Regions from separate parts of the Homo sapiens genome. Here all the other regions are linked to region 1. A link is a contact called in ENCODE Hi-C or POLR2A ChIA-PET data. All regions are on one chromosome and are shown on one strand. The core of a region is the stretch at or near the end of the contact, and the rest is flanking DNA. Distances in the headings are between cores, read along the strand shown. Region 1 has its middle 75 kb from the start of MIR550A2. Region 2 overlaps AVL9 (AVL9 cell migration associated). Region 3 holds the start of AVL9 (AVL9 cell migration associated).

Region 1 (3,708 bases), core at 1,000-3,499:
TAATAAGATTAAACATTTAAAGAATGCCATTATAGATTAAATTTAAAGAAGAAAACTGCATTTCCAGGAGTAATTCTGAGAATAGTTTTTGATTACCTACCTCTCCATGACTGAAAAAGAAGCACAACACTGTAACCAGGCCTCCTAATCGGCTGCCACTGGAAAAGAAGAAAACATAAATAACAAAAATCCAGGTCAATCCTAAGAAAAATGTTAAAATGGCATAACATCATAACCTCTGGTATTATAAAAGATTTTAGTCACACTAGAACTCTCCTATGCTTATTTATAAAATAGTTTATTTCCTCCAAAGTATTAGTCAAAATAATCTTTTTTCATTTTTAAAAAATCATTTGCTATCTTCAATATGTATAGACTCAGAAAAGCACGCAAACTGAAAGGGAATAAAAAATTCTTACTAGTCACATTGCTGTACATCATGCAACCTGATTTTTCTTTTTATTTTCTTTATAACCTCATATTTATTTATGTCCTTCAACATTTCTCAAACTGCTTTCCTTGGGACAGATGACATACATTAGGAAAAAGGGTGAGAAAGACGTGCAAGGAAAGGGATCCACGGTCATGAGGATGGAAAACCCCACACTGCCTACCTGCTCCTAGAAATTCACAAGGCACTTCCACACATTAAAGATTTAATTTCATATTTCCCAAATCCCATCCCCAAGCTACTTTTCTGCAGAATACACTTGAGAAATACCAGTTTATGAAGTTTTATGTTTCATTTGTTTTCAAAAACTGGAATAGAACACAAATATCAAAGTATGACAATCAGGCTTATAACTCTAGATAAGAAATTACAATGGTGCAATCTAGTAGTTCTAACAATTAACCTTCATTTGCTCAGGTAAGAGTGAAATATGTTCCCTACTGTCCCCCAGGTCTGGGTAGGGGACATAAGGCTATCTTTAGGTTTATTTCATCATGTTCTGCATCTTTACTCTTGAAGTCTTCTTACTCATTTTAGCTCATGCTGCTTTCTTATTATTCTACCCAAATATCCTTCCTTCTTTTCCTCTATCTACCTTCCTTCTATTTCTCTATCTATAAGTATACCACAGAGAGGTCAGAGAGGAAACAAAGAACCAGATGGTATAGGCATCAAAGGCCTTGTATTTACTCTTGTGATGTATGAATGAGGAAAAGAGGAAGAGATGCAATGGCCAGCAGGGATAATCCACGTAGGGAGTATCCAGGAGACAGGTAGGGCTGGGACCCCAGCACAGGTGGCCTGTTTGCCTTGGCAAAAGAGGAGGAAGACTGCATATTTAGTGGCAAGTACTTTGTGGAGTTTCCATGTTCCCCACAGAGCAGAAGACACAGCCACTCGCTGCTAGAGAGAAACGATGGCAGCATTAAACGTTTGAGGAAAGACAGAAATGTCTGAAACACCACTCACATTTCAGGAGAGTGGTAACTGGGGAAAACACAGTGCTGCTGGGATATCTTAGGGGAACAACTGAGGCTGCAGAACACAAATCTATAGGGTCACTAATCATAAGATTGTGTGATTTTTGCCTACCAATTATCAGCCTAGAAAGCACAAATGAAATATAAAGGGGCAAAGAAACTGAGGACATTGGCCAGAAAGTGTCTGAAGTGATGGATCACTGAAATGAGAGCATCAGATAGAGGAGCTTAGAAAGCAGTACAGGCTAGGAAGTGGACGCCAGGGTTCTCTCCTGAAAGGTGTACCACATCTTCAAAAGAGAAGCACACAGGCTAGGCCCAGGCTTCATCACAAGTGATTAGACATTAGAAAGGTTAAGACAGAGTTAATGGTTTAGAAAACAAATAAATACACTTTAGTGTTTTGAACTTACTCTAACAAGACAAAAAATATAGTTTATAGGGAAAAAAATGTGATTTTCTCTTGCTACCCTCTCCCAATCCTATTCACCTAAGAACATTTTAGTATGTGTCTATTCTTCCAAATCTCTCTCTCTAACCGCACAAACATATATTTTCTGTGTGATCATATTAACATCTAAAATTTGTTCCTTTTCTAATTATTCAGCATAAAGATTATTCCTAATCAATATATGTAAAGTTAAAGGGATTCTTTTTATAGATGGCAAATACTGTATAGTACAAATATATTTATTTAGCCCATTCCATATTACTGGGCATATAAATATTTTTCAATTTCTTGCTATAATAAAAAATGGTGAAAGTAAACATCCTCGTACGTGTAAATGCTGGCGCATTTGTTTCAGGAGGGATCTAACTGTGAGACACATGAGTCAAAGGATGTGAGCTGTGCCCGGAAGCACTGCAGCAGTCCACACCCTCGTCACAGAGTATGCAGGAGGTCATTTCTCCACCCCTCGTGCAGCACCTCATGTGTTTTTCAAAATTTTGTCCTTAGGCAGGTGAAAACCCTTTTCTCACTGCCTACTTGTATGCAGCATCATTTTAGTGTTTTGTTTTGACAACATGTATTTTCTCTTCCGTGAACTGCTTATTCATATTCTTGTCTATTTTTCTATTAGACTATTTCCCTACTTAAAAATTAAGGTTATCAAACCTTTGACTGTCAAATGTGAAAATAACATTTAAAAGCTGTCCAAAAAAACAACCACTTTAAGCCTTCAGAAAGATGTAACTGTGATCTGAGTCACATATGGTTACAACTTCCATTCTCAGATTATAGATTAACTTGCTTTCTTATTTTTCTTGTTCAGTACAATGACTACAGAATTAAACACTGTCAGGCACAAAAACTTCCTGCCTTTTTTTTTTCCCAGAGACCGGGTCTCACTTTGTCACCCAAGCTAGGGTAGAGTGGCACAATCATGGCTCACTGCAGCCTCGAACTCATGGGATTCAGCAATCCTCCTGCCTCAGCCTCCAGAGTAGCTGAAACTACAGGTGTGAGCCTGCCTTTGTAGTTAATAACCCCTGTTAAAGATTAACTTTCCCTGTGTTGTTTTACTTTGCTTAGATCAGACTATAGAAAACCTGTCATTATTATACCCTCTGTTTAAAAAAAAAGTTAAATGTACCCTTCCCCAAAAGAAATACCACCTATAACCAATCAAACTGCTGTGACTATGTGCCAATCCGTATGAATAATGTTGTATTCCTGCTAAAAATGTCTCTGTCTCTGCCCATATAAATGAAACCTAAATTTCCCTACTTCCAAAGGCTGACTTCATTCCTTTGGAGTTGGTGTTCCTGAGTGGTCTACCCTCACACTTTGTGCTTGAATAAACGCTATTTAGATTCTGATCCTTTTGATTATTTTAAGTTAACACATATGTGTGACAAAGTATTTTGATATAATTTGTTGTGTATTCTGTCAGAAAGAATTTTTAAACTTTTATGTATTTAAATATGTTGATATTTTCCTTTATTTCTTCTGCACTTTCTGTCTTGTCTCTGAAGGTCTTCCACACCTCAAAACTATAGTCTCCTAAAATTTCTTCTAATATTATTAACTGCATTTTCCACTTAGCTCTTCCACCCTAATTTTGAACTCTTTGAAATACCCAATTATATTAAAATCATTTATCACGTAAACATCCCTTTTACCAGTGAAATGAAATTCAGCCTTTGTCTTATATTAATTCCTTACAATGATAGACTCTGTTCTATTTCATTCAACTGACTGAATTCTTTATTTTTTTGTATCACACTATTTTTATTACTGTAGCATTATGGTAATTTTAACACATGATTTTAAAA
Region 2 (3,904 bases), core at 945-3,444, 140 kb before region 1:
GGTGGGGAGAGGGTCAGCAGAAAAACATTTGAGCAAAGGAATCTGTGTCATAAATAAGGAAAGGTGTTGTGCCTGGATGTGCACATAGGCTAGTTTTATGTTTAACTTTACATAAACATTTCAGTGCAGTAAAAAGTAACAGAGCAGTATTGCCACCATGATGTCTCACCTCCAGCCATAAGGCGGTTTTCTCCTATCTCAGAATAGAATGTACGCTCGGTTTTACACCAAGTCATTCCATTCCCAGAGACATGCAGGAAACAAATGCCTTCCTCTTATCTCAACTGCATGGAAGTCTTCCTCTTTCACTAATCCTCCTCAGCACTGACCCTTTACAGGTGTCGGGCTGAGGGGCTGTAAGGTCTTTCCCTTCCCACGAGGCCATATCTTAGGCTGTCTCAGTGGGGAGAAACCTGGACAATACCCAGGCTTTCTTGGGCAGGGGTCCCTGCGGCCTTCCACAGTGCATTGTGTCTCTGGTTAATAGAGAATGGAGAATGGCGATGACTTTCACAAAGCATACTGCCTGCAAACACATTTTTAACAAAGCACATCCTGCACAGCCCTGAATTCCTTAAACCTCAGTCAATACTGTCAGGCCTCTGAGCCCAAGCCAAGCCATCGCATCCCCTGTGACTTGCACGTATATGCCCAGATGGCCTAAAGTAACTGAAGAATCACAAAAGAAGTGAAAATGCCCTGCCCCGCCTTAACTGATGACATTCTACCACAAAAGAAGTGTAAATGGCCGGTCCTTGCCTTAACCGATGACATTCCCCCACAAAAGAAGTGAAAATGGCCGGTCCTTGCCTTAAGTGATGACATTACCTTGTGAAAGTCCTTTTCCTGGCTCATCCTGGCTCAGAAACCTTCCTTACTGAGCACCTCGTGACCCCCACTCCTACCCGCCAGAGAACAAACACCCTTTGACCGTAATTTTCCTTTACCTACCCAAATCTTATAAAACAGCCCCACCCCTATCTCCCTTCACTGACTCTCTTTTCGGACTCAGCCCGCCTGCACCCAGGTGATTAAAAGCTTTATTGCTCACACAAAGCCTGTTTGGTGGTCTCTTCACACGGACACGCATGAAAAATACAGCACATGTTTTTGTGAGCACAGGGTTGGGACAAGAGTTACAGATTAACAGCATCTCAAAGCAGAACAATTTTTCTTAGTGCAGATCAAAATGGAGTTTCTTATATCTTCCTTTTTCTCCATAGACACAGTAACAATCTGATCTCTCTTTGTTTTCCCCATAATGTATTATGTCTCCATAAAATGTATAAAAGCAAGCTGGAGCCTAACCACCTTGGGCATGTGTCCTCAGGACCTTCTAAGGATGTGTCACAGGTACGTCTTTAACCTCGGCAAAATAAACTTTCTAAATTGATTCAGACTTGTCTCAAATACTTTTTGGTTTACAAATTGGCAACCGATGAAAGAGACTCTGAGTATAGGTGGCCTCAACCTCTGACAAATCTATTGATATTTAGTACCAGCTTTTAGCTGTCTTTATGGTCGAAACCAACAGGACAATTGGCTGAGAGCTGGGAGCCCTCCTCCCTCCAGAGAATCCTGATCTCCCCAAATTTGGTTGAGATCCAAAGTGTATTTTGCTGTACAACTCCTTTTCTAGAGTTTTACTTGCTTCCAACAAGGAAAGCAAGTTTTCCTGCTTCCATGACAATAGAAGGCAGGTAACTCCTTTCTGGAGTTAGAGCTCACTTCCAACAGAGAAGGCGAATTTGAGTTTTCCTGCTTCTAGAATGGTAGAGAGCAGTCTTCAGCCTGAGACCCATTCCTAGGTAAGTGACTGAATTGGGGTTTCATCTTGGTTAAAGTTATGATGCAGCTGGTCGTAGTTTCTCCTTACTGTTATAGCGCTCAGTAATCATATTGTTGGGTTTTTGTTGTTGTTTGTTCTGGTCTTTCTCCCATCAGATTTGACCAATTCTGCCTGACTTAGTCAAATCTGAATAAAAATTCCAAATTGTAGGGAACAAGGCCTCTCTGAATTAGCTAAAATTCCTTGCTGCTGCAAAAGAAAAAAAAATCAATTTCTGGTTGCTTCCTGTCTTTAAAAAAAAATTGTTCTTTCATTTACTTTTCTCTACCCTATTCCTCCTTCCCCACTTTGCCATACTCAGTACGAAGAAAAATCTAGAGATGACTCAAACCCCTTAAAGAACACAGAACAAAGGCACCACTCACCCCATTTGGGGGTGTTCTGTTTTCTTTGTGGAGTTTCAAGAGTCATGGGCAGATTCTTCTTAGGTCTAAAGTTCTGCTTTCCTGTATTACATTACCTCACCTCTTTGGCTTTTGTGAGTAGCAGAGATTACCTTGTACTGTGAGAGGATTTTACCTTGATGTGTGTACTGGCGGATGAGAGCTACAAAGTTAAAGCTGACTGAGGACAGTTTACAGGAAGCAGTCTTCACTGTTTTGTTTTTTCCACCTAGGAAGTTGTTTAGGATCCTAATTCTAATTCAGAGGTGCATTCTACAGAGTCTTCTCCATTGCCTTTCCTCTCAAAATTAATCTTGATTGGCTTCTCTGGGCATTTGCGTGAGGAACTGAAACTCATTTTCATAGATAAATGAGAGAATGAGTTTCCTCAGCTCCCTAAAGGGCATTTTGCTTCTCCCAGCTGAAAGGCTCCCCTGGATTACTAGGGGCTAAGTGGGAGTGTCTAGTGGGTTGACCCCCAGCAACGTGCAGCAGCCCTACAGGGAATCCCCAACAAAATTAGTTTTAAAAGGCTTGTCCAAGAAATGAATATAGGAGCTGGTCATTCCATGCTTTGAGCCCTCCTGGAGGTGCTAGACCTCTGGAGACAAAAATGACTCAGTGGATAACACGCTATGGAGTCCTGCCAATAACCAGCACACTTCAACCCATTCCACTAAACCCTAGGCCTTTAAAAAAAAAAAAAAAAAGGTGGGAAACAATCTAAGAATGGGAAAAACAAGGAGAATGACTCCCTTTCAGGCACTCTGTTGGTTTTATGGCACCTCTGCTTGCAAGTGTTTGTGTAAAATGGTCTTTATGGTCTTTTTGTGCACAATTACATCAAGGAAATTTCAGAGCCCAAAGGTCAACCTGCAACTATAAGGTTCCTAAGTTATCTATCTCTTTCTTTTCTGCCTGCTTTAAGTCTGCTGTTACTTTTTTGCTGAGATAGAATCCACTGTTTGTATTCAACCATTTCGTTTTTGTTATTGTTAATTGTTTTTGCAAACCAATGAGTTTGTATTAATATCTCCTGGCTAGAGTTCTGAAGTAAAAGCTATAGAATCTTTGTGTGAGGGTGTATGTGTGTGTTTATGTGTACATATGCATATTTTGTTATGTGTTTTGGCCACAGGGACCAAATGTGGCTTAAACTTACAGAGTACTCATAAATAAGCCCAAACGCTTTTCAAGTTCACGTGACAGTAAAATCTTTTTTTCTTTTTCTTTTTCTTTTTTTTTTTTTTGAGACAGAGTCTCACTCTGTTGCCCAGGCTAGAGCGCAGTGGCATGATCTCAGCTCACTGCAAACTCTGTCGCCTGAGTTCAAGCGATTCTCCTTCCTTAGCCTCTCTAGTAGCTGGGATTACAGGTGCCTGCCACTGTGCCTGGATAATTTTTGTAGTTTTAGTAGAGACGGGGTTTCACCATCTTGGCCAGGCTGGTCTTGAACTCCTGACCTCGTGATCCACCCACCTCGGCCTCCCAAAGTGCTGGGATTACAGGCATTAGCCACCACGCCTGGCTGACAGTAAAATCTTTAATCTAGCTTTAAAATTACTTGTAAAGTAATATGAGAAATGTCTTAAGAATTGTCAGCATACATTTTTGTTTGCATTTATTGATCAAGAGATTTCATACTTATCCCTGCTAAATACTATAAGGTGTC
Region 3 (3,665 bases), core at 887-3,386, 160 kb before region 1:
AGTGATCTACCCACCCTGGCCTCCCAAAGTGCTGAGATTACAGGTGTGAGCCGCCATGCCCCACCTATATTCTAAATTCTTAAGTGGTCCAGTCTGTGTATTTAGAGATGAAAAAAATCCTGGAAATTCCCTTGTTCACTTTCTGTCTCAATTTTCCCAGTAACTAACTTTTTCTTTCTCTCTCTCTCCCTTTCTTTATTTTTTTGAGATGGAGTCTCATTCTGTCATCTGGGCTGGAGAGCAGTGCAGTGACACCATCTCAGATCACTGCAACCTCCACCTCCCGGGTTAGGGTGATTCTCTTGCCTCAGCCTCCCTAGTAGCTGGGATTACACACACCACCATGCCTGGCTAATTTTTGCATTTTTAGCAGAGATGGGGTTTCACCATGTTGCCCAGGCTGGTCTCCAACTTTTGGCCTCAAGTGATCTGCCCGCATCGGCCTCCCAAAGTGCTGGGATTACCAGCATGAGCCACCACGCCTGACCCTCTTTTTATATATATCTTTTTTTTTTTTAGAGGAAATCTCGCTCTTGTCCCCCAGGCTGAAGTGCGATGGTGCAATCTTGGCTCACTGCAACCTCCACCTCCCGGATTCAAGCAATTCTCCTGTCTCAGCCGTCCGAGTAGCTGGGATTACAGGTCTAATTTTTGTATTTTGTACTAGAGAGGGGGTTTTACCATGTTGGCCAGGCTGGTCTAGAACTCCTGACCTCAGGTGATCTGCCTGCCTTGGCCTCCCAAAGTGCTGGGATTACAGGCGTGAGCCACCACACCCGGCCCTTATATACATCTTTAAAAGGTGTTCAATTAGACAGTAATTTTAGCCATGCCAATTGTGGAAAATATCAAGACAGGTTATATCAAGAAAATATTAATAGTTAACACATCACACAGCTGACAGCTCAAAACAGTTAATATATTAAGAAAACAGTTAATATATTCTGCATACAGGGAGCAATATAGTTTTACACAGTTTTCTTAGCCAATGCCAATAATTTTGTAATACAGAAAAGAAATGTATAGCAGCATCTTGAAAAATGTCTGCAGTATTAGCATTAAAACAGTTCTACTGAATCACAGAAACTAAATTTGATTTAGGAAGCCTACTGTTTTTCTCAGCTATGGTTAGATTAGAACAGAGCTCCTTACTTTTCAAGACCAGAAGTGCAAAATATCACAGTTACTGTAGTAATCTCGAATTCTATTTGAAGCAGACACCTATCCTTTAGGTTATTTGAAAACTGTCCTAGATAAGACTTGTTAAATCTTTTCTATAATGCACTTTAAATTGACATGAGATTCACTGCTTAAAAAAGAATTGTAGTACAATCAGTAAAGGAATTAAAAAACCCTGGTGACAACAGAGCCCATATATTTTGTATTGACCAGAGTACTACACCCAAAATGAGATGGAATGAAAAGAATATTCTTATAAAATCGCAGGACTAGAATAATCATTTTACACGTATCCAAGTAAACTTCCTTTGTTGTCAAGGATATTCTGTTTCAGGTTTTAAATGCGTCTCAGATTCCTACACATAATATTTAAACGAAGAAAAAAAAACTCTAGAAAGAAACAAACAAGAATTCTCGAGTAAGCAAGTAATTTAAAGGCTGAATACACAGATACGCAACCTCACCAGTATGCTCCATGTTACTACATATTTAAGAATAAGGACGGGGGCCACAGAGGCAAAGGCAAGGAGGTGAAGGAATCGGACACTCGGAGAGTGAACCGAAAAGATGTGAAAAAGCAAGGAAAACAGAAGAGAAGAGGGAAGTGGGAAAACTTTGAGGAAAAAGAGAAGGCAAAAGAGAAGGAAGTGCTTTGAGATTGAATCCAGGGAGGAAAAAGCAGGTGTGCCACGCCGCACCTCCAGGTCCCGCGGACACCACAGGCTCTGCAAGCCCAGCCGCCCGGGTCACGTAAGCCCCACCCCGCCGCTCCTCGTCAAGTCCCACCCGGACCCGCCCTCCCCCCGCTCCTCCCCCCGCTCCTCCCCGCCCCACAGAGTCGATCTCTCCTCTCCTAGACCCACCCCGCTCCCCCAGGCTCCACCTCGGCCTCTCAGACCCCGCCCCGTCAGGGCCCTCCCGGCCTTGCCCAGCCCTGCCTCGCCGGCGGCGGCCGCCGTGTCAGGTGACAGCCCGGAAGCTGCGGAAGCGGATGAGGGAAGGGCGGCCGTGGCCCTGGGGGCGGCGGGAGCTGCTTTGCCTCCACCGATCTCCCTGTGCGGCCCTCATGTGCTGTGCTCGCTGACACCCGAAGTCCGCGGCTTTCCGCACACGGTGGGGTCGTCAGACCCGCTGCCCTTGGCGGTCGAAGTCGTCGTGCGGGCCCGCGGCGGCCGCCCATGGAGAAGGCCAGGAGAGGCGGGGATGGCGTCCCCCGGGGGCCCGTACTGCACATCGTGGTGGTCGGATTTCACCACAAGAAGGGCTGCCAGGTGAGGAAAGGGCCCGCCCCCGCCCCCAGCCGTTCGGGCGTTCGCCCCTTCCGGGGCCCCCCTGCCCTGCTTCTGTGTGCTCAGCTCGCGTCGTGCAGTCCTCCCCACAGCGCCTGCGACCCTTCGCCTCTCAACCTGACTCCTTTTGCAGCTCCTCCCACCCGCCCCACATGAAGCCCAGCCCCCACAACCTCTTCCTTCTGCCCCTGAAAAATGGTTGAGCAGCGGAGGAGCTGGTTGATACGTGTAGGTTGTAGGTTTTTAACTTCTGCTTTGGTGGAGTGGGAGGAAAGCATCGAAGACCGGCCCCACTCTCTTCCCCGTCCATCATTGTCTCCACTGGCTTTCTGGGTGTCCACCTATAATGGGAGTCTAGAAAAATTCAGTGCTTGGACTCTGCTTTCAAGGTAATAGGCTCAGTGGGCTTGCATACTAATGCTTCAGGTAGCTTGCAGCACATGCAGCCTCCGTAGAAAAATCAGCTTCCTTTGTTTATCTGATGGAAGCCTTGGAATCTCTCCTGTTAGGTACGGTTGTCGATTGACTTTGCCTCCCCCTTCCCATTGGTCCTTAGTTTTGCTATTTCATCTTCTCCAGATTTTGCCTTTTGGTGAGAGATTAATCTCTCCATATCAACCGCAATAAGAGAAAGTGTATTACCAAACCGTTCAAATATAAAGGCGTTTTTCAGCAGCCTCACTGAATCATTAATGCAGCATCTGAAATGGAATATTTGCAATCTATGTATTGAAGGCAAGAGAACAAAATAGAAACAGGATTATTTAATGAGCAAGCAAACACTGGAAGGGAATGATGTCATAATGTGCTAGTGAACAGTAAATTGAAATGCTTTTTTGAAGTATTAAAAATAGTAATTGCCACCACTAGCTAATGAAGCATTTAGTTTCTTGCATTCCACAGGAAATGTAACATTTTAGAAGACTTATTGGCAAAAATTAAGTTCTCTAGGGAATAAGAGAAAAGTGATGGGAGTGAAAAAATCGTGTTTGTGCGTAATTTTGAAATATATCCTCACACCTGGAATGCCAGCACTTTTAGAGACTGATATGAAAGGCTCACTTGAGCCCAGGAGTTTGAGACCAGCTTAGATAACAAAGGGAAACACTGTCTCCACAAAAAAATTAAAAAATTAGTTGCATGTGATAGCGCACTTGTAGTCCCAGCTACTCGGTAGGCTAAGGTGGGAACATCGCT

The links. Hi-C counts contacts between places; a loop is a spot of excess contacts on that map. ChIA-PET counts read pairs that join two places held with the same protein, here RNA polymerase II (POLR2A). Pooled maps may share reads with other maps.
Region 2: a pooled map shows a loop between it and region 1 (2.1-fold over the local background). The contact joins two enhancer-like sites. A Hi-C loop is called at or near these places in 1 of 50 pooled maps. POLR2A ChIA-PET finds 5 or more read pairs at or near these places in 2 of 52 experiments (A549 and GM12878).
Region 3: a map of endothelial cell of umbilical vein shows a loop between it and region 1 (9-fold over the local background). The contact joins the promoter of AVL9 here to the enhancer-like site in region 1. A Hi-C loop is called at or near these places in 7 of 168 maps with a recorded cell type or tissue (Calu3, HCT116, HepG2 and 4 more), 8 of 37 single-sample maps with no recorded cell type and 12 of 50 pooled maps. POLR2A ChIA-PET finds 5 or more read pairs at or near these places in 8 of 52 experiments (A549, GM12878, HepG2 and 5 more).

What each region holds. Positions count from the first base shown.
Region 1 is chr7:32,655,887-32,659,594 of GRCh38, forward strand. It overlaps the pseudogene DPY19L1P1. Among named protein-coding and RNA genes, the nearest start is that of MIR550A2, 75 kb to the right of the region's middle. Within about 2 kb of position 2,250, at least 5 of the 41 ENCODE cell types and tissues checked have a DNase peak (open chromatin) inside an H3K27ac peak, as active enhancers do; they include HCT116, PC-3, PC-9 and 2 more, where a contact is called at or near this core.
Region 2 is chr7:32,513,842-32,517,745 of GRCh38, forward strand. The region is part of intron 1 of AVL9 (AVL9 cell migration associated); the gene reads left to right. Among named protein-coding and RNA genes, the nearest start is that of AVL9, 20 kb to the left of the region's middle. RefSeq lists enhancers at 432-1,056, 2,431-2,480. Within about 2 kb of position 2,195, at least 4 of the 41 ENCODE cell types and tissues checked have a DNase peak (open chromatin) inside an H3K27ac peak, as active enhancers do.
Region 3 is chr7:32,493,353-32,497,017 of GRCh38, forward strand. It overlaps AVL9 (AVL9 cell migration associated), which reads left to right and starts at 2,137. Exons shown (of 16, transcript NM_015060.3): 1 at 2,137-2,450. The coding sequence starts at 2,358. It also overlaps a transcript of LSM5 not described here. RefSeq lists enhancers at 1,651-1,860, 1,934-2,732, 2,733-3,531 and a silencer at 1,951-2,600.